Linked DNA regions of Mus musculus: region 2 is linked to region 1. Evidence: chromatin loops called from intact Hi-C (ENCODE). Cell type or tissue: gastrocnemius. All regions are shown on one strand. Links, peaks and the distances in the headings refer to the core of each region. The heading gives the core; the rest is flanking DNA. Region 1 has its middle 13 kb from the start of Cd82. Region 2 holds the start of Tspan18 (tetraspanin 18).

The links. Peaks named below come from ENCODE experiments on the same cell type or tissue, not always from the same donor. Only the 100,000 strongest peaks of a DNase experiment are listed, where the experiment ranks them.
Region 2: a loop joins it to region 1, with 4 times the contacts of the local background. A loop is called at or near these places in 10 of 42 quality-filtered maps.

The regions. Positions count from the first base shown.
Region 1 is chr2:93,471,329-93,480,146 of GRCm38, reverse strand. No RefSeq gene overlaps it. Among named protein-coding and RNA genes, the nearest start is that of Cd82, 13 kb to the right of the region's middle. In gastrocnemius, for the core only: CTCF peaks have their summits at 2,389 (motif pointing right) and 4,956 (motif pointing left); DNase peaks (open chromatin) are centred at 4,929, 5,262, 5,675, 5,987 and 3 more places.
Region 2 is chr2:93,328,439-93,337,256 of GRCm38, reverse strand. It overlaps Tspan18 (tetraspanin 18), which reads left to right and starts at 2,770. Exons shown (of 10, transcript NM_183180.2): 1 at 2,770-2,985. In gastrocnemius, for the core only: a CTCF peak has its summit at 3,637; DNase peaks (open chromatin) are centred at 2,716, 3,125, 3,636 and 5,934; H3K4me3 peaks cover 2,149 bases; H3K27ac peaks cover 2,049 bases.

The DNA.
Region 1 (8,818 bases), core at 513-8,512:
TCCAGATCACATCTTTCCCTAAGAAAGCAGTAAGAAGTCCCTCTGGTGAGCTGCAGGCTTGCTATGCAGAGATTCCCATTGACCTAAGAACCATCACACCCGTGTGCCCAAAGGTCCACTCCTCCTGAGACAGGCCTCCCCTCGCTTTGCAGAAGCTGAGAGTCCAGAGGTGTTGGACAGCCCTAAGGCTGAGCCATGGTGCTACCCACTTCAACTGTGCCTAGCTTTGTTCAAGATCTAAGTGACTGACAGGGCCATCCTTGTGTTCAGGACGCTTGCAGAATGCCCTGTGTACCCAGTTTGTGGTTCCAGGCCTGGTCACCACACACTTTTTAAATATTTACTTATGTGTGCGTGGGTTTTATCTGCATATATATGTATAACATGTGTGCCTAGTGCCTACAGAGGCCAGAATAGGCCATTGGGCCCCCTGGAACTGGAGTTGTAGACTAGACAAGCCTTCATGTGGGTGCAGGGAACTGAACTCGGGTCCCTCTGCAAGAGCAACAGGTGTTCCTACCCGCTGAGCCTTCTCTCCAGCTGCTGTTGACCACATTGCTATCCCTGATCCTCTACATAAACAATGGCAGTGTCTTTTCCATAACAGACACCTCTCCTGTCATTCCAGAAACCATAGAGAAGGTGCTGGTGGCCACTGCCTAGGAACAAGCACTCAGCTGTCACAGAGCTCTGAGACCCTAGGGAGGGCAGAGGAAGTGGAAGGACCCCAAAGCACAGCTTCTCCCCAGCGCTCGCCATTGCAGGTCTGTAGCCTCATAAGAGAGCCCCACCCACACAAGGGTCCAGCAGCCCCTTCTGCTGCCCAGCGCATTCCCGACACCTCCAGACTCTTAGCAAACTCTGCACATTTGGCAGCTGACCCTTCTGAGCCAGACTAAATCCTCCCACAGCAAGCCCTGAAAATGGCCCACGTTTCCACAGAAACTCAAGGTTATGGCCCCATCTCCCAAGCTTCCAGGTGGGCAAGAACAGCGTCCCCATCCTCGGGTGTCCCCAGGAAGAGGCCGCACGTGACAGCTAAGAGATCACAGGAACCTAGAACTGATCTTTGGCTTTACAGAGCCCAGCCCATTCTGCAAAGGGGGAAACGGGGGCCTAGTCCAGCCCACAGTCCTTCACTGACAACTCAGCCACAAGCCAGGGTGAGACTAAAGGCCCAGCCCACACACAGGAATCTCTAGTTCTCAACTCAGCAAACAAAGGAGCTGCAGGCCCAGTGTGGGATGTGGGACTGGCTTACCCAGCTCTGTCCTCCAGCAAGGTGTGGTCACGGCAACAGGGTGGGTCCCTCTGAGTCTGAGCTCATGTCCAAGACCACCAACCCAATGGAGCAAGACCCTTCTAATGACACCAAATCTTATGAGGCAGCTTCCCTCCCCTCCCTCTCTCCTTTCTGTCTTCTTCCCCTCCCTTCCCTCCCCTCTCTCTCCCTCCCTTCCATCCCCCTCCCCCATCCTTCCTTTCCTTGGCTGCTTCTTTGTTCCTTCCCTTCGTCTCTTTCTTCTTTCCATCTAGATAATTAACAGATGTTGTCAGGTGGTCATTGAGGCTGGGCCATGCCAGGTTCAACACCAACCAAAGGAGGCAGAGGCAGAGGCAGCCATGAACTTATAGAGTTTTTATAGTGGTGAAGAGGTAGGGCAGCAGATAGGTAAACACAGAGAGGTCACTGGAGTGCCTGTGAGACGGCCGGCTGCTAACTGTGCTTGTGGCTGAGCCTAATGACCTGAGCTTGATCTGCATGGTGGAAGGAGAGAACTGTCGTCCTCTGACCTTTGTATATGAACTGTGGCATGCATGGGTACACATGCACACACCCACACACACATACACACATACCCACACACACGCACAAACACACACATACATACATGAAGGGGTATTGGAGAAGACACCCTAATGTATGTCCTTTTAGAGGGGAGATACTCCAGGCAGTGCAAGGGCCCTGGGGCTGCCACCAACCTGGTTCATGTGAGACACAGAGGAAGTCCAGAGCTCCTGGGCTGTGGTCAGTAAGGAGAGAGGAGGAGTTGCCAATGGGGTGAAGGGAGCAGTCCCAGCCCAGGTGAACAGGGTCAACCTAGGCCAGAAAGCCTATAGGTAGAACAGAACTGTGTCTCAACCCTCAGCAGATGTTCCAGATGCTCAAGAGAACTGGGCAGGTGTCTGGGCTGGAGACGTGCAGAGGATGGAGCGATGGAACGTGAGGCGTGATTGCCTGCATTCTTGTGGATGGGTTGTCAGGGAGTCTGGTGCCTCAATGGTGTAGTTAAATCTTAATTTTCTGAGGTCAGGCCTGGTGGTGCAACCACAAAACAAAACAAACAAAAAGAAGTGACCAAGCTGGAGTGGTGCAATTCCCAATGTGACCGCCAGGTGGCAGAACCCCAGCAGCTGTCCTAGCTCCAGGCAGCCTTGGCTCAGTGCTGGGTTCCGACAGCCTACATGAGTGACGGTCCCTGGTCAGCCTGGTAGCACTGACCACCAGGAAGTGAGGACTGATCTATTAAGATGGATCCCTGGAACTTTCGTTATCTTTGGACTTTTAGATTTTACCATGTGCGTATCTGTCCGTGTGTTAGTCAGGATCTGGCTGTGTAGAGCAGACTGGCCTCAAACCTGACTCAGTTTCTCAAGTGTGCCTTACAGGTGTCTACCACCACACCCAATATCTGCTTTGGTTTCACCACCGGCTAGTAGCATGACCTTAAACCTACTTAAGTTTCCTCATGCCCCAATGTCCCCATCCACATACAACCTTATAGGGTTGGTGGATAGACTTTAAAAAGCTGACACCCTGAGTGTATAGATTGGGCTCTCAGTTATCACAAGGTCTTATTGCCTCTCAACAGGAAAAGGAATCTAAGCCAGGGAAACACAGCAGAGAAAGAGCAAGGCACAACCAGAGCCAGCACGGGAGGTGGAGGTCACCCGTGCCCAGCCCTGATCTGGACACTGCAGCACACAGGAGTGATCCTGGCTGAAGACCACTCACCTCCTGGAGCTGGAAGGATGGCTGAGGAGGGCGGGGCAGATAGAGGTGGGGACTATGGTATCACACCGAGAATAGCAGAGGAGCCAGACCCGGGAGTCGATATCAGATAGAGGAGCCTGGGGTTCCAGAAAAAGAAGTGTCTGTTTCTTCCTTTGGGGACGCTTGAAAGAACAACAGAATCTATCGATGACACATAAGGCACTGGGCACTCATGCATGCTATCTCGATAAAGAGTCAGGGGTCTCAGGGGAAAGGGGTCTGAAGGTCAAAGAGGAAGCCGCTTTCTCTAGGCCATACTGCTGAAAGCTGACAGCAGCAGATGTAGACCTTCTGAGGCTTCCAGCTCCTTCTCCAAGGGATGAGGACCTAGGAAGAGTGTGTGGGAGCAGTGCTGACCAGCACAGGCGGCGATGACCTCAGGGGCTTGGCTTCACTTCTCTTCTGGAATCCGGACATTGGGCGAGGTCCCAGCTTGCGTGTCCTGGGAGCTACGGAGGCCTGGCCCAGAGTTAATTACCAGTGGGAGGACAGTTTGAGAGTGGTGACTTTGGGGTTCAGGCTAGTGTCCCTTCACAGACATCTGGTCCACTCTCAGGAGACTAGGGAGTGGCTCTGAGTTGGGTGGAGGTTGACTATAGATGGGCGGACAGCCTAAGGATCTGGGACCAGCCCATTGGCTCCTGTCACCCATATTGCCCATCTGTGATGGGGATGGACAAAGCTTACAGAATCCTCTTGGAATCCCTTCCAAGGTCAGAGGGATGGGAGTGTGTGTGTGTGTGTGTGTGTGTGTGTGTGTGTGTGTGTAAGGGGAGGCTGGGGTATATAAGGACAGTAGAGATTTGGGGTCAACAAGACTTGCATTTGGTCAGGACCCAGAGCAGCAGCCCAGCTCAGCAGCTGTTGGACAGGCTATGGACCACATCCAGGAGGGCTTCACTGAGACAGGGGTCTTTGTCCCCCACCCAGGACAGACTTCGCGTTATCTACTTCCATTTCCAGCTCCTATGTACAATGGGGGAGGCAGTAGAGGATATGGCTATAGGTCATCCTGCAGATGACCTTTTCCCATTCCACATTGAGGGGACTTACCTAGGTTGTAGCAGTGTCATAGAGCTGGGGGTGGGGGTGGGGTGGGGTGTGGGTGCTTTCCTGGGTTGTACAGCTAAGAAGGCTCAGGAACAGAGGTGAGAGAGGTTCAGGGGCCCATACCCTTTATCCCTGTAGCTCTGGGTGCCTCTTGAGAAGCCGGACTTGGTGCTGGGGTGGGGTTCCACCAGCAGAGTGCTTGCCTGCCATGCACACAGTAAGTCCTGGCTCCATCCCCAGCACCACAGAAACCTGGGAGACTCTAATCACTTGAGAGATGGAAGCAGGATTAGAGAAGTTCAAGGTGCAAGGCTAGGGGTAGCTGGAGGTGAGGGTGGGCTGAGAGAGAGAGGTGGGAGGGTTAGGAAGGAGGGGGAGATATCCCGAGGGCATCTTCTCTAAGAATTGGCACTGCCTTGAATGCCCAACAGTCCTGGTCTCTACTTTCTAGATGCAAGTTTGAAGAGTTTCCCATCTCCTTTCCTTTCCTCCAAGAGAGACAGAATCTGTGAAGCAGGGATCTCTGTCAAGGCCCCGGGCTTTCCTAGCAATTGGTGTCAACTCAAAACAGACTAGGAACTGAGAAGCTGAACCAAACTCCATGGACTCTCAGGCCTAAAGCCAGGCAGCTCACCTACTTCCTGTCCCAGAGTGATGGAGACTCAACTGAGGCTCAGATACCTGAATGGACTGTGCTGGTATCAGAAAAGCCCCTGTGTGACTGGCTGCCCCTGTGTGGAGCCCTCCGCAGCTCTATCGCAAAGTTCTGGTGCAGAGCTGGCAATAATCCCAGCACGGTCTCTGCAGCCTGGATCGCGTGTGTTTTATAAGGGCTTGGGCGCCACCTCGTGGTGGCATATGAGCATAACATGGTTTTGTGGGCTGCCGGAAAGATGCTAGGCCCGCCCTCCGTTCCTCCCTCCCTCTCCCTTAACCTCAGTCCCTTCGGGATAAATAGACTATGAAGTGCAAAGGCTTAAGGGCTGAAGAGAATTGGTTCAGAGACACAGTGGAGTTTATATTTGGCCTTGAAGAGATCATCACGCTGTGCAAATTTCAGATTCAGAAAAGCAAGCACCACTGATTTTCTCTCATATGTGAAATAAAGCTTTGAAAACAGGCTGAGCGTGGGGGTGCACACCTTTAATCCCAGCACTCGAGAGGCAGAGGCAGGCTGATCTCTGTGAGTTTGTGGCCCGCCGGGTCTATACAGCCAGTTCCAGGACAGCCAGGGCTCCATAATGAAATCCCACCTTAATTAAAACAACAACAAACAAACAAACAAAATCCACAAAACACAGGAGGCTATCTTGAAAGACAAAAGGAACCTGTGAGAGGAGGGACGAGGGCGGCAAATGACCCAAGAACGTCATAAGCACCTGCCGCTTGCGTTTCTTCATCGGCTTGATGAGAAACGTAATCTGGACAGGACTATGAGAGTGCTTCCAGAACGGCTTAACTGAGGAAGGAAGCCCCTCTCTGGCCGTGGATGGCACCAATCCCACAGACAGGTTCCCCAGGTATAGGGTACACAACAACCCCGAGAGAGCGCCTGACACCTGCGCCTCCATGCTGTGCCCTCAAACTGTGAGCCAAAGTGAAGTCTTCCTCAAGATGCCAGTGCCGGGGACTTCGTCACCACGATGAGGACAGTGGTGGTACTTCTTGTCTGAAAATGTTACGACAAAAGCATATTTTAAGCAGACAACATACGCCAATTAGAAGTGCCAACATTCCCCACACCCTTGCTGTTGGTCCTTGGGAGTGAGTACCCACTACCCACGAGAGGGTGATTCACAGCAGCGACTGGTCCCGACTGAGCCAAGTGCCTGCTCCGTGAGTTTGGTCAGTTCTCTCGCATGGCTGCTGAGCTCCAGCGCAGATGGGGATGATGGGCCAGAGGGTGGGTGCCTGGCCAGCATGGCAGGTGCTGTGGCTGACTAAAATGAGAACAGAAAGAGGGACTTGCTGGCAAGGGCGCCCATGAGGGAAACAGGCGGTGAGTAAACAGAGACATGTCTGGACATACCTACCCAAGAACAGCTGGAAGGAAGTAATAAAGCGTCATCTAGAAAAACAAAAGAAATAAGGATCTGGAAAAGCAATGGAAGAGCTCAAATCAATGCTACCAAACAAATAAACAAACAACAAAACCAAAACCCCAAAACAAAAACAAAATAACCCACCATACCTCCATCTTCTGAATGTCCGGTCCCACCCAGCAACTGAATCCTAGCCACCATCATTGCTATGACCTCAGTCATCTCTATCACCTTAATCACCACCATCCCCACCATCATACCATCCTAGTCATCTTATTCCCCACCATGACCACCACATCCACCACTACCACCTATCACCGTGATCTTCCACACCACCATCACCATCACTCCATCACTACCATCACCCATATCACCATCATCTCCATCACCACCAGCATCTCCACCATCCTAATCCTCTCAGTCATCATCACCTTCCCCACCACCATCACCATCATCTCTGTCACCACTGTCATCTCCTCCGCTGACATATTGCCCTCACCGCCATGATCATTATCACCTCCATCACCACCCTTGCCAGCATCATCCATCACCACCATCTTCCTCATCATCCCCATCACCACAATCATCACCTCTACCACTGCCATACCGATGTGCCATTGACATCCTCATCAGCATCATCTCCATCTATCACCTCCATCCTCATCATTTCCATCAACGCCATCACCAGCTGACACTATGCATCAATACCATCATCACATGGTGGCCCCTAGTCTCTCACAGACACACCACCATTCATTACCCATTGCCATATCACCGTGAACACAGCAGTCACCACCACCACCACTGTGTACTGTGCACCACCATTACCAGCATCACCATCAGCAACATCTCTGTCACCACCATCGCCAGCTGCCGCCCCCGCCCCCATGGTCCTCACTGTCTCTTCTTTTGAACCACACCCACCTTACAAAGCCTGAAGCCTGGCCACACCTCACTCATCTGTCTATAACACCATAGTGTTGAGTTTGTTCTTCCTGCTTGTGGTGGTTTGTATAAGCTTGGCCCAGGAAGAGTCACTACTAGGAGGTGTGGCCTTGTTGGAGTGGGTGTGGCCTTATTGGAGTGGGTGTGGCCATGTTGGAGTAGGTGTGGCCTTGTTGGAGTGGGTGTCTCACTGTGGGTGTGGGCTTTAAGACCCTCATCCTAGCTGCCCAGAAGCCAGTTTTCTCTTAGCTGCCTTTGGAAGATGTAGAACTCTCAGTTCCTCCTGCACTATGCCTGCCTGGATGCTGCCATGCTCCTGCCTTGATGATAATGGACTGAACCTCTGAACCTGTAAGCCAGCCCCAATTAGATGTTGTCCTTATAAGAGCAGCCTTGGTCGTGGTGTCTGTTCACAGCAGTAAAGCCCCACATATGACACTGCTTTACAAGAAGTCTGGAGCTCAAAGAAGAGGCTCCTTGAACAGAAATAGACCATTGCACATGGTGTGCACGACAGAGGTTTCGGTTCAGGCTTTCTGAGGGCTGGAGTCAGGCCTGCTGTGTTAGTCTGCTTCCTGTCTCTCCGACAAAACACCTGAGATGAATTTCTCCCTAAAGAGACGAATATCTATTTATTCAACAGTTTTGGGATTTCATGGCTTGCTGTTTAGTCCTGCACACTTCTCTCTGGGGACCCAGAAGTTGTCAGACACCAGCCACTGAGGGTACTGACTGGTTGACCAGACATGGCTGACAGCTCCTGGAGTCAAGATGACTGGACTTGAACACCGTCAGAGACTTGAACTTCTTTCCCCTTCTGTTTTCTCCTCTGCAGAGCAAGGACAGTCCTTAAATACAGATCTAACTAGCCATGGAGACTTAACTCTGTCATCTTAGCACGTGGATGACTGAGGCAGGAGACTAACAAGTTCTAGGCTCTCTAGAGAGCTGTGTGGATGCAGTAGTGCAGGCTTCCCCCGCCCCACAGACCCACTGCCCAGGCTGGGATCTAGAAGGGAATGCCAGGAAGAAACTGGGTCTTCGGGGGGCTTCCTAGGCCCTGCTGGCTGTGCCAGGCAGTGGTCATGCCACAGTTTACGCTTCCCTCCCGGGGCTCCTGACAGAGGATGGGCACAGTGACACCTGTCACATCTGCTCTGCACTGTTGTCTTGTGGTTGAGGATTCCCTCCTGGACCCCAGGCTTGAACCTACCTCTCCCACCCAGGTCCGCTCCTCCCCTCAATGACTCAAATGTGTCTGCAATTGTTCTTTAACTGCATTTTTCTTGCCATGATCACCCTCAGGCACAGGGCACTGTGCTGTGCACAGACCAGCACTGACCTGTGTGACCAAGGTCTGAGACAGGGAGAATGTCTGCAGTTGGAGCCTTAGGTGGGGTCCAAATTCTTTCTTCTGGTTCCCAGCCATAGGGAGTTAACATGAGACCTTAACTAGTTGAAGGAGGTGACAACACACACAGAAACACAAACTCTGTCTTTATCCCTGTATGTCTCCCTGTCTGTCTCTCACAAAAGACACACACACACACACACACACACACACCTGATGATAGAGATACAGGCCAGAAGATTCGCTGCACTGACAACTGTGGACACTAGGGGGAGGTAGATGACCTCGTTTTAGAGCAAGGAGCTGTTTCCCTCATATTTCCTGTAACTGGCAAGAGCTCAGGGGTGAGGAAACCAGCACTGGGGAGGAAACCAG
Region 2 (8,818 bases), core at 422-8,421, 140 kb after region 1:
CCTGTTGCCGTGGCAACATGCCTGCGAGCATCAGCTTATGGAAGCAAGGGTTTATTTTGGCTTACAGTTTGAAGGGACACTAGTCCATCACCAGGAAGACACAGTGGGGAAGGCAGGACAGCTGGCCACATTCACACGCCATCGAGGCTCTGAGAGATGAGATGTGGGTGCTTTCTTCTTACTCAGTCGGGGACCCCCGCCAATGCAATGGTGCTGCCCAGGATCTCCCACTTTCATTAACCCAATTCAGAAACTCCCTCAAAGACATAATAGAGATCCAGCTTCTAGATGAGTCTAGATTCTGTCAAATTGACGGTATTAACTATCAAACCCCTCCCTATGCAGGGAGTTGGGAGGTCTTGACCCAGGAGTCAGGAGGCCCCATGTTATTGCCATGCTCATCTGTCAACCCCACCAATCTTTCTCAGCATCCCCATGAAGACAATGAAGTAGCTGGACTACGATGAATCCCCATGGGGTTTCTTTGGAGTGGGCAAATGAGGAATCCTGGGCCTTCTGAACCTGGCGGCTTCTGGGTCTGTGCTAACCTGGCATCTCCTTGGTCAGAGCTAGCTGGCCCTTCCATTTCACCCCTGGGCTGTCTTTCTCCCCTCCCCACTCCATCCCCTTGGAATACTTCATTGCCTGCCTGAAACCTCATGATAAGCCACCATTTGGGGAACTTTCTTGGTTTCCCGACAGAACAGTTGAAGGGACCCTACAGGTTGTTTGCTCAACTTTGCATGTGGAAACACTAAGACTAAGATTGTTCTATGAATAGGAGACTAGCTCTCCCAGCATCAAAATGTGGTCTTATGTCTCATGGGACTAAACTTCCAGGGTCCCCATTTTGGGGGAGAAAAAAGGCACTTTTCTGTCTCTGCTATACAGGTATCATGTTTCCTGGTGTGCGGTGTCCCACGCTGGTTGCTAATGTGTCTTTAGTGACCTTTTTGGCGCTCACTGGACTCCAAGTGGGAGTGAGCCCTGCGATGCTCAGCCCTTCTTAGCCAAAGCAGCCAGCGGCATCTTGTTACACTTTCTTTTATTATGACTGAAGATCCGTTGTTGGAGTTTAATGACACCATTTTATTCGCACTGTATTTGTTTTATGATATCCTTCTATTTATAGCAATCCGACACTGCTCTTCCATTTATGGCCGTGGTAGAACATATCACTGTTTAAAAACAAACTCGTTTAAGTAAAACAAAATATAAAATAAGTGCTGATTTAAAGAAAGCACTTAAGCAGGCAGCCGTCATCCTTGGGCCCAGTCAGACTAACGTTCTCAAGGAGGCAGAAGGAAACGGAGGCCTGGAGTTAGATCCACTGTCCTAACTGGACGTGAGATGTACAGCCGGCCCAATCTTCTTTCCATCTACTTAGTTGGTTCTGGGGTGGAATTCAGGAGTCAGGGCTGGTGGCAAGTACCTGTTAGCAGGGAGCCATCTTGCTGGCCCCCAGCTTGTGCTGTCTCCCCTAAACTACACTGTGCCTGCTTTTGTCAAAACTTAATCTTTAAAGGCCCCTCCTGTCTGCCAAGCCTGGGCCTTTTCCCTCACAGCTTGATTCTGCTTAAGTTTCTGGGATGCCCCTCTTGGTTCCCAGGAGGCCCATGCAGCAGTCTTTTACAGCAGCAGCCTTGAGTTAAGGGCCTGTGAGGGTTCTCAGCCAGAGGGTTCCGTGCCCCACCCCCCCCCCCCACACACACACACTCTGTTTGGGAAGCTGAAGAGGTATCTATATATTGACAGACTTCCACACCTACGCCATTGGTCCACTGTTCTCGAAACTGCATGCCCCTCTGTCAAATCCCCTTCTTGGCCTCTCTCTGTGAAGTGGTTCAAAGGAACAGCCCTGAGACCTTAGACATTTTACTTCTTGGACTGTGGGCTTGAAAATACCAAGTCTGGTTTTCTGTTTACCCTTCAAAGCTCTGTCTAGCATCCTGACTTCACCAAGTTCCACACTGAAGTCAAAGAGTGTCTGTCCTGGGTGAGATCAGTGGGCCAAGTGGTCTCCTGTAGAGTGTAGTTTGATTTGTGTGTGTGTGGCCTCACAGGACTTTTCAAAGCTGAGACACTGATAATTGCTGCCAACGATTTGAGCCTTCTCATGACAGTCTTTCTTAGGTTGTGGCTCTTGAGTGCCTGCTTGTGAATTTTATATGGGTTCTGTATAGCATAGGTTAGCTGTCTTAGTGAACCCCAGTGGAGGAGAGGATGAAGTGAGAGCCTCTCACTGGTCTGGTCCTTAGCAGTGCTATAGTTTACAGCGGATGGGGTTGGGAGGCACCAACAATGAACCCTAATAGAGCTTGCTGCACAGGTTTCTATCTGGTACTTCCCTGGCAGTAAGTGGGAAACCAAGACGCGACATCGCAATGGAGAATCCCACACCCCAGCCCTGCAGTCCCACACACGGTGTGATAACAGCGAGAAAGCTTCCAGGGAATAAATGTCCCAGTCTAGCGTGCTACCTTCACCCTTCTCCAGCAATCTCCTAAATTCAGACATTGAGGCTAGGAGTGCAGAGGACATCGGGAGAGCACAGTTCCAGAAACCACGCTCTAGGACCCGGTGAGAGAGCGGCCGTGGACCATGAGAGCCGTGTCCGCCCCGGAGACGCGCCAGCACCGCGGCGGCAGTAGTGGCGACAGGAGACGGAGGGGCGGAGGCTGGGGCGGAGGGAGCGGGAGGGCGGGCCGGAGGGTGGCGGGAGGTGTGGCCGGCGGCGGTGGCGGGTGAGCCGCTGCAGCTGCCGCCGGCGTCTCAGGGGCTGCAAGCTGCAGGCGGACGCAACGCTGTGCGATTCCGAAGCCCAGCCACGCCAGGCCGCCCGGCCCTGGCCCCCAGCGGGCGTCGCCGCTCCTTGTCGCTTTGACGCCTAGCCCAGCGCCGCGGCGCAGGACTACCGGTGCCCCGCAAGTTGCGAGCGCACTCTGCGCCTGGGGAAACTTTACCCCGCGGCCGAGCCTCTGCCAGGTAGGATTCAATCACTGAGCCCCTCTGTGCGTACTGGCCCCGGGATACCGCGCGCTTCGGGGGAGATCCCAGATCAGTGCGGGTCCCAGGACGCTCGGGTAAGCGGCCACCAAGTTCTGAAGCGACTCCCCTGGGGGCGGGGACAGCGCCGCACTGAGTGACCCGGAGCATGCTCGGGTCGCGACTTCGCCCAGGTCAGGTGCAGCCATTCTGCGCCCAGCGATCTCGGGGGCTCAGGCGACAGTAAGGCGGCAGGTGGGACTCCCAGAGCCGGTGTGTTGGCCGGGGCTGTACCGAGAGTGAAGGGGTGAGCCCAAGTGACCCTGCACACAAGCAGGTCACAACGGGGGACACGGAGCCGGGCTTGGGCGCGGCGGACAGCCGATCGGGCTGGGGCACCGAGCGCTCTTCGCCTTCGTGGGACCCTGGTAGCAGGGCCTGGAGAACGCTCCTAGATTTTGCTCTCGCACCCGAGTTATCATTCCTTGCGCGGGAAGATGTCCAGCTCCGTGGATGTGGAGACCTAGGAGGTTCCCGGGCGGGTCCGGAGCTCCTTGCGGCCGGATGTGGGGTGTGGTGGCCGTGGGTTCCTTAGCGTGGCTGGCCGAGGTGGGCGCGCGCGGGCTCCGGGTCCTGCTTGCGCTGGGAGAGTTGTCTCGCCAGGGGGCGCCCTTCCCTGGCCAGATCGGCTTCCCAGACCAGCCTAGGAGCTTCTCTGAGTTTCTGAGCTCATGGAACCGCAGATGGACCAAGGCAATGCGCGTGGGGTCTGTTTGGAGGAGCTCCCCACCTTGTCCCAGAGAATCGGACGGAGGTGCACCCACTGTGAGACTGATGTGCAACGATCAGACGGATCAGTGTCATGAGGTGGGCTGCTGGCAAGGATGAGTGAACAATTTACACCCAGAAAAACAAAAGAAAGTTTACATGAACAGCAAGCCTGCATGGAGACAATAGGATAGAACATTAGTTGGATTTACTTGAAGTTACTGAAACCCAGCCATTTTTGTAAAAGTGGCATCTTTTGTCCTGGTCCTGGTCAGATCTCTGGGCGTGGTGGGCAGGATTTGTCCTCTCTCTGGGCATAGGTAGATTGGGGGCATAGGAATTTCTATAGTTTCATCAAAAGGGATACACTCCTCACCCATTACCGAGAGCACTCCATGTCCTGGGCCTGAGGTCCCACATGCATCTCTATGATCACGTCCCACATGCTGGTGAAAACGCACTTTCTTCCTTCCTGTACTCTTAGACTCCTGTATTGTGTGGGTGGAAAGGGTCATCTTTGTTGTGTGAAAGGCTGTTCTTATGGAGGGGACTTTGGAGGGAATTGGTGCCTTCTCTTCTCACTAAACTTCTCTCTGTTCCCCCAAGAGAGTACAGATAAGCTCACAGAGACCGTAGCTTCACACCGACTGAAGTTTTCATGTGCCCTTGCTAGGAATTCGTGCTCACCATCCAAGCTATTCCATATACCCCACCACACACACACACACACACACACACACACACACACACAGGTGTTGGGAATGGGTCCCCAAGATACAGATGGGGTCCTGCCTTCAGCCTGGGTAGAAACCACATGTGTTTATTGGATACAGCTAGTACCCCCATCCAGGACAAAGTTTCCATCAGACAGATCATCCTATCTGCCTGGCTTCTGTTTGGAATGGCAGAGCCAACGCAGAGAGGCAAAGGAAAGGGTGGGGACCCTTGTCACTGGGTTTGTCTTTAAGACATGCCAGAAAACAAAAGAAGAGTGTTGTTTGTTTTAGTTTTAATGGCTCTCAGTGTGTGTGTGTGTGTGTGTGTGTGTGTGTGTGTGTGTGTAGCCTAGTTGGAGAGCCCCGCCCACCCCTGGAACGTGGGTATTAGCATGTTCCCAACCCGAAGGCCTGCAGATTCTGGGTGCTGTCTCTTCTCTTTACTCCTTACTCACCCCAGCCCTCACACTGAAGACAACATAGAGGTTCTCCACCTTCCAAAGTTGCTCCTGCCTCTGGTCCTGTCTCTTGGACTCCAGGTAGATTCCCCAGTTTCTGACTTCTCAGTAGTCCAAGCCCAGGCTCATTTCTTTGTCTCTCTGTCCCCAAGACCAAGATGCCAGTCAATCACTGAATCTCCAGGGAGCTTTGAGGAAACAAACCTCTGGACTTGCACCTAGGACAGACTGATCTGAATCCAGAAAGGACCCCTCCCCCAGTTTTCTGGTAACTTCCACACCAGGCTGGAAATAGTCCCCTACCATCTAAGTGACATTTTAGTGCTTTGGACTTGGGACTGGTTGGGTTTGGAGTCAAGATATTAGGGGGGTTTGTGGGAAGGGGCTGGTAGAGGAGAAAGGGCAGATTTGAAATCCAACCAGTTAGCTTCTCATGGAGGCCTTAGATGAACCACTTTCTCAGTGGCCCCTCTTCCCTCTCTGTAAACAGCTCTGGGGATAGAGGGGTCTTGTGACTTAAATCCAGGGAAGCCTTTTGGGATTCTGGACAACCAAGCTGGATGTTGCCTCTGGTCTAGCTGAACAGAATGCTGGTTCTTCACCAGGGTGCCTGGCCTCCCCTTGCTTAGCCTCTGGTACTAGAACCCAGTGGACTCACACTCAATCCAGCAGGTTGGGGTAGAGAGAAGGGAGTGTGACCCATCTCTGCTAGGAGTGTCACAGCAGCTGGTGCAGGCATCTTTGTCTGGATGCCTATCTAACCCCCATTCCCTGGGCAGAGCCAGGGCCTGCGGCTGGACCACACATTTTAGCAACCCCTCCCTGTTGAGAGAGGTGCTCTTCTGGCCCATTTCATCAACCACTGAAAAGGGGAATCAGGAACGGTTGGTTGTCTGAACTCAGCTGGGACTCCATAGAGAGAGTGCAGCACCCAGCACTTGGCCCCAGAGAACAGATGATGGCAGCTGCTGAGCATCCCTGCAACCCAATGTTCTCAGGCAAACATGCCAGCTTGGGTGCCTCCTGCCACTAGGGCTGGCATCGAGTGCCGGTGCTCCATGTGATGGAGTGAGGCAGATCACAAGGATTTTGGTTTTTATTTTTACAAAGAAAGACGGAATGTGATGGTGAAACCCGGGTCTGCAGCTGACGTAGGCTATCAGAAGGACCCTGGCTCCTATCCTAGACTTCTGGGTTGGGCATAAGAAGAAACAGGCTCGTGAGAGCTGTGGTGGAGTAAGATAGAGTAGAAAACCCAGGGAACCTAGAATTAGAAGGCTTGATCTGCCATAGATGAGGCTGTGTGACTTCAGCTAAGTCACTGCCCTTTTCTGAGCCTCAGGCTCTCTGTTTAGAAAAATCACCCCATGGTGATTAGAGCACCTGGGTTTAAGTTCTGTCTACCTGCTTGCCAATTATGTGACCTTAGGTCACTCACCTTCCAGTGCCTTCCAAGTTCTATAAAATGGAATTAGCAATCTCTCCCTTCAGCCTGCAGTGGCCCCACAGTGAGATCATCCTAATAAAACACTCGGCGCAGTATCTGACGCACAGCACAGACTGTTATCTTCCCAGTGTTTAGGGGTGGAATATTGTCAATAAGTTGGTCTTCTGGTTGTTTTCTTATTTTACTACCTCAGTGGGCAGCCCTGTCCCCGTTGCAGGATAGCCAGTGTTATGTCTAGTCTCTCCGCCATTATCTACCAGTTCTTCCTTTCCTCTCCGATCTGCATTCCATCCAAATTGAGTACCAAGCCTGCGGGTGCCAATGAGAAGCTGGCCCGATAAACAGCTTCCAAAACCACCCCAGCCCTGGGATGAGTCCACTGGGTTCTAGGACCAGGGGCTAAGCATGCCTCTAAAGCCCTTGGGACTTTCAGATAAATGCTCTCGGGATCTGAGGGCTGCATTTCCCCAGCCGATCCAGATACCCTCTGTGGATGTGGGCTGGGCCAGCTCTGAGGTCTGTGAAGTGGGACTATGCCCACTGTATGGGCTGGGGCAGCTTCCTCAAACTGCTTGGGAGGGGGCAGTTCAGACTGCACCAGCCTCTTCCCCAGGAAGGCTATGGTTCTAGTCCATCTTGCATGTGATGGTATAGAAATGTGAGACTGTTCCCATGAGTCAGGGCTGGACTACTCTCTGTCCTCATCTCTGGTCTCTGGGGGCTTTAGTTATTGTTCCCATTTTATAGATAGGAAAATAAGGCTCTGAGATAGTGGAGTCAGCAGTGGGGTTTGGGTTTGAGGTTAGCTCATGTTGGCTCTTCATCCTGTGCGCTCAGCCATTGTGTTGTGCTTCTCCTGAACCCCAGAACCCCAATAAGGATCTTTGAAATTGGGCCACCCACTTGACACACACACACACAACACACACACACATTCACACATACACACACGCACACATACACACAAGCACGCACACACACATTCATATACGCATGCATACACACATACAGGTGTACACACACACACACACACACACACTTTTGACCGTTCTTGCTCTTTTTGTCTTGCATATACCATTCGGCCATCTCGGGGACAGGTGGGTTAAGAAGCTTGGAGACCTAGTTGCTTACAGGAGGGGGATAATCTTAGGAAATCACAACAGGCTATAACAGGAAGAGGCTCTGGATCTGCAGTTAGTGTCCCATCATGTTTCTGTGCCCATTCCTTGTCTGTGAAAAATCAGAATGATGGCCTCTGTGTTCTGTTAGGCTGAGTGACAGAGAACTCCCTTGCACCTTAGATTCCCTGCTTGCTTGTCTGCTCATTTCTGCTTTTTGTGGTGCTTCGGATGGTAACCCTGGTATGTCTATGGCTGCTCTTCTGAACCATGTAGATGGCACTGAAGTCACTACAGGAGGAGAAGAGGATGCTGGGAATGCCAGCAGGCATTCCATGCGCAGTGGGAGGTGGTATATCTCACTCAACTCTGGGACGTTGGCCAGATCTGTTACCTGGTTCTAACCAGTCAAGGGCAGCTGGGCCCACGAGAAACTCCAGCTTGGCGTTGACATTGGCAGCAGAGTACTGAGAGGAACATTCCAGGCCCCTTTGGGATGGCTGGGTCACCAGTCCTTCAGACATTAGGCTTATCCCTAACTGACCCAGTGGGACACAGTCTGCACATGGGGACATGATTTTAAGTGATCATATTGGGCCTGTGACACACTTCAGGTGGTGGTGCCAAAGGGGCTGATAAGTGGCACGTGGTGAACACACTCAGCCATTTCTTGACTTTCCACCCAGTACTCCCTGGCTTCCTTTGGCTTGCTGAAACTTATTGCTTTGAGAACTTTCCAGATCTTTCTCCATGTTCTTCCAGTAACCCCTTCTGGCCCTATCTCCTCCCATTCCCTCTAAGGTGACTCTTCTGAGTTCACCTCTGTGGGAGTGGGGAGTCAGGGAGCCAAGGGTGCTGCACTCATCTGGAAATTGGGAGAGAAGGGTAGGGGTGTGGAAGGAGAGTCTAGTTTGAGATATACAGTGCGAGCTAGCGCGCGAGGCCGTGTGCCTTATTAAACCAGAAGGGGCAGCCCCAGCAGAACAGACAGATACCGTCCAATGCAGGGACAGAGTCTGGCTAGTGGAGAAAGGTTCCAATTCCTGCCCACCCTGAGCCGCCTAGGATCTTAGGACTGAGCGCTCTCTCTCTCTCTCTCTCTCTCTCTGTCTCTCTCTTTCTCAGTCACTCTCTCTGTCTCCCTCTCAGTATCTCTCTGTGTCTCTCTGTCTGTCTCTGTCTCTGTCTGTCTCTCTCTGGATGAACTAACAGCTTCGGTCGAGAGTGCACGATAGATTTGGAGTAAACTAGCCCTTTCATGAGTCCTGAGCCCAGAGATACTGCTAGGAATGGCTCCCTGCCACCCACCCCACCCCAACATGGCCA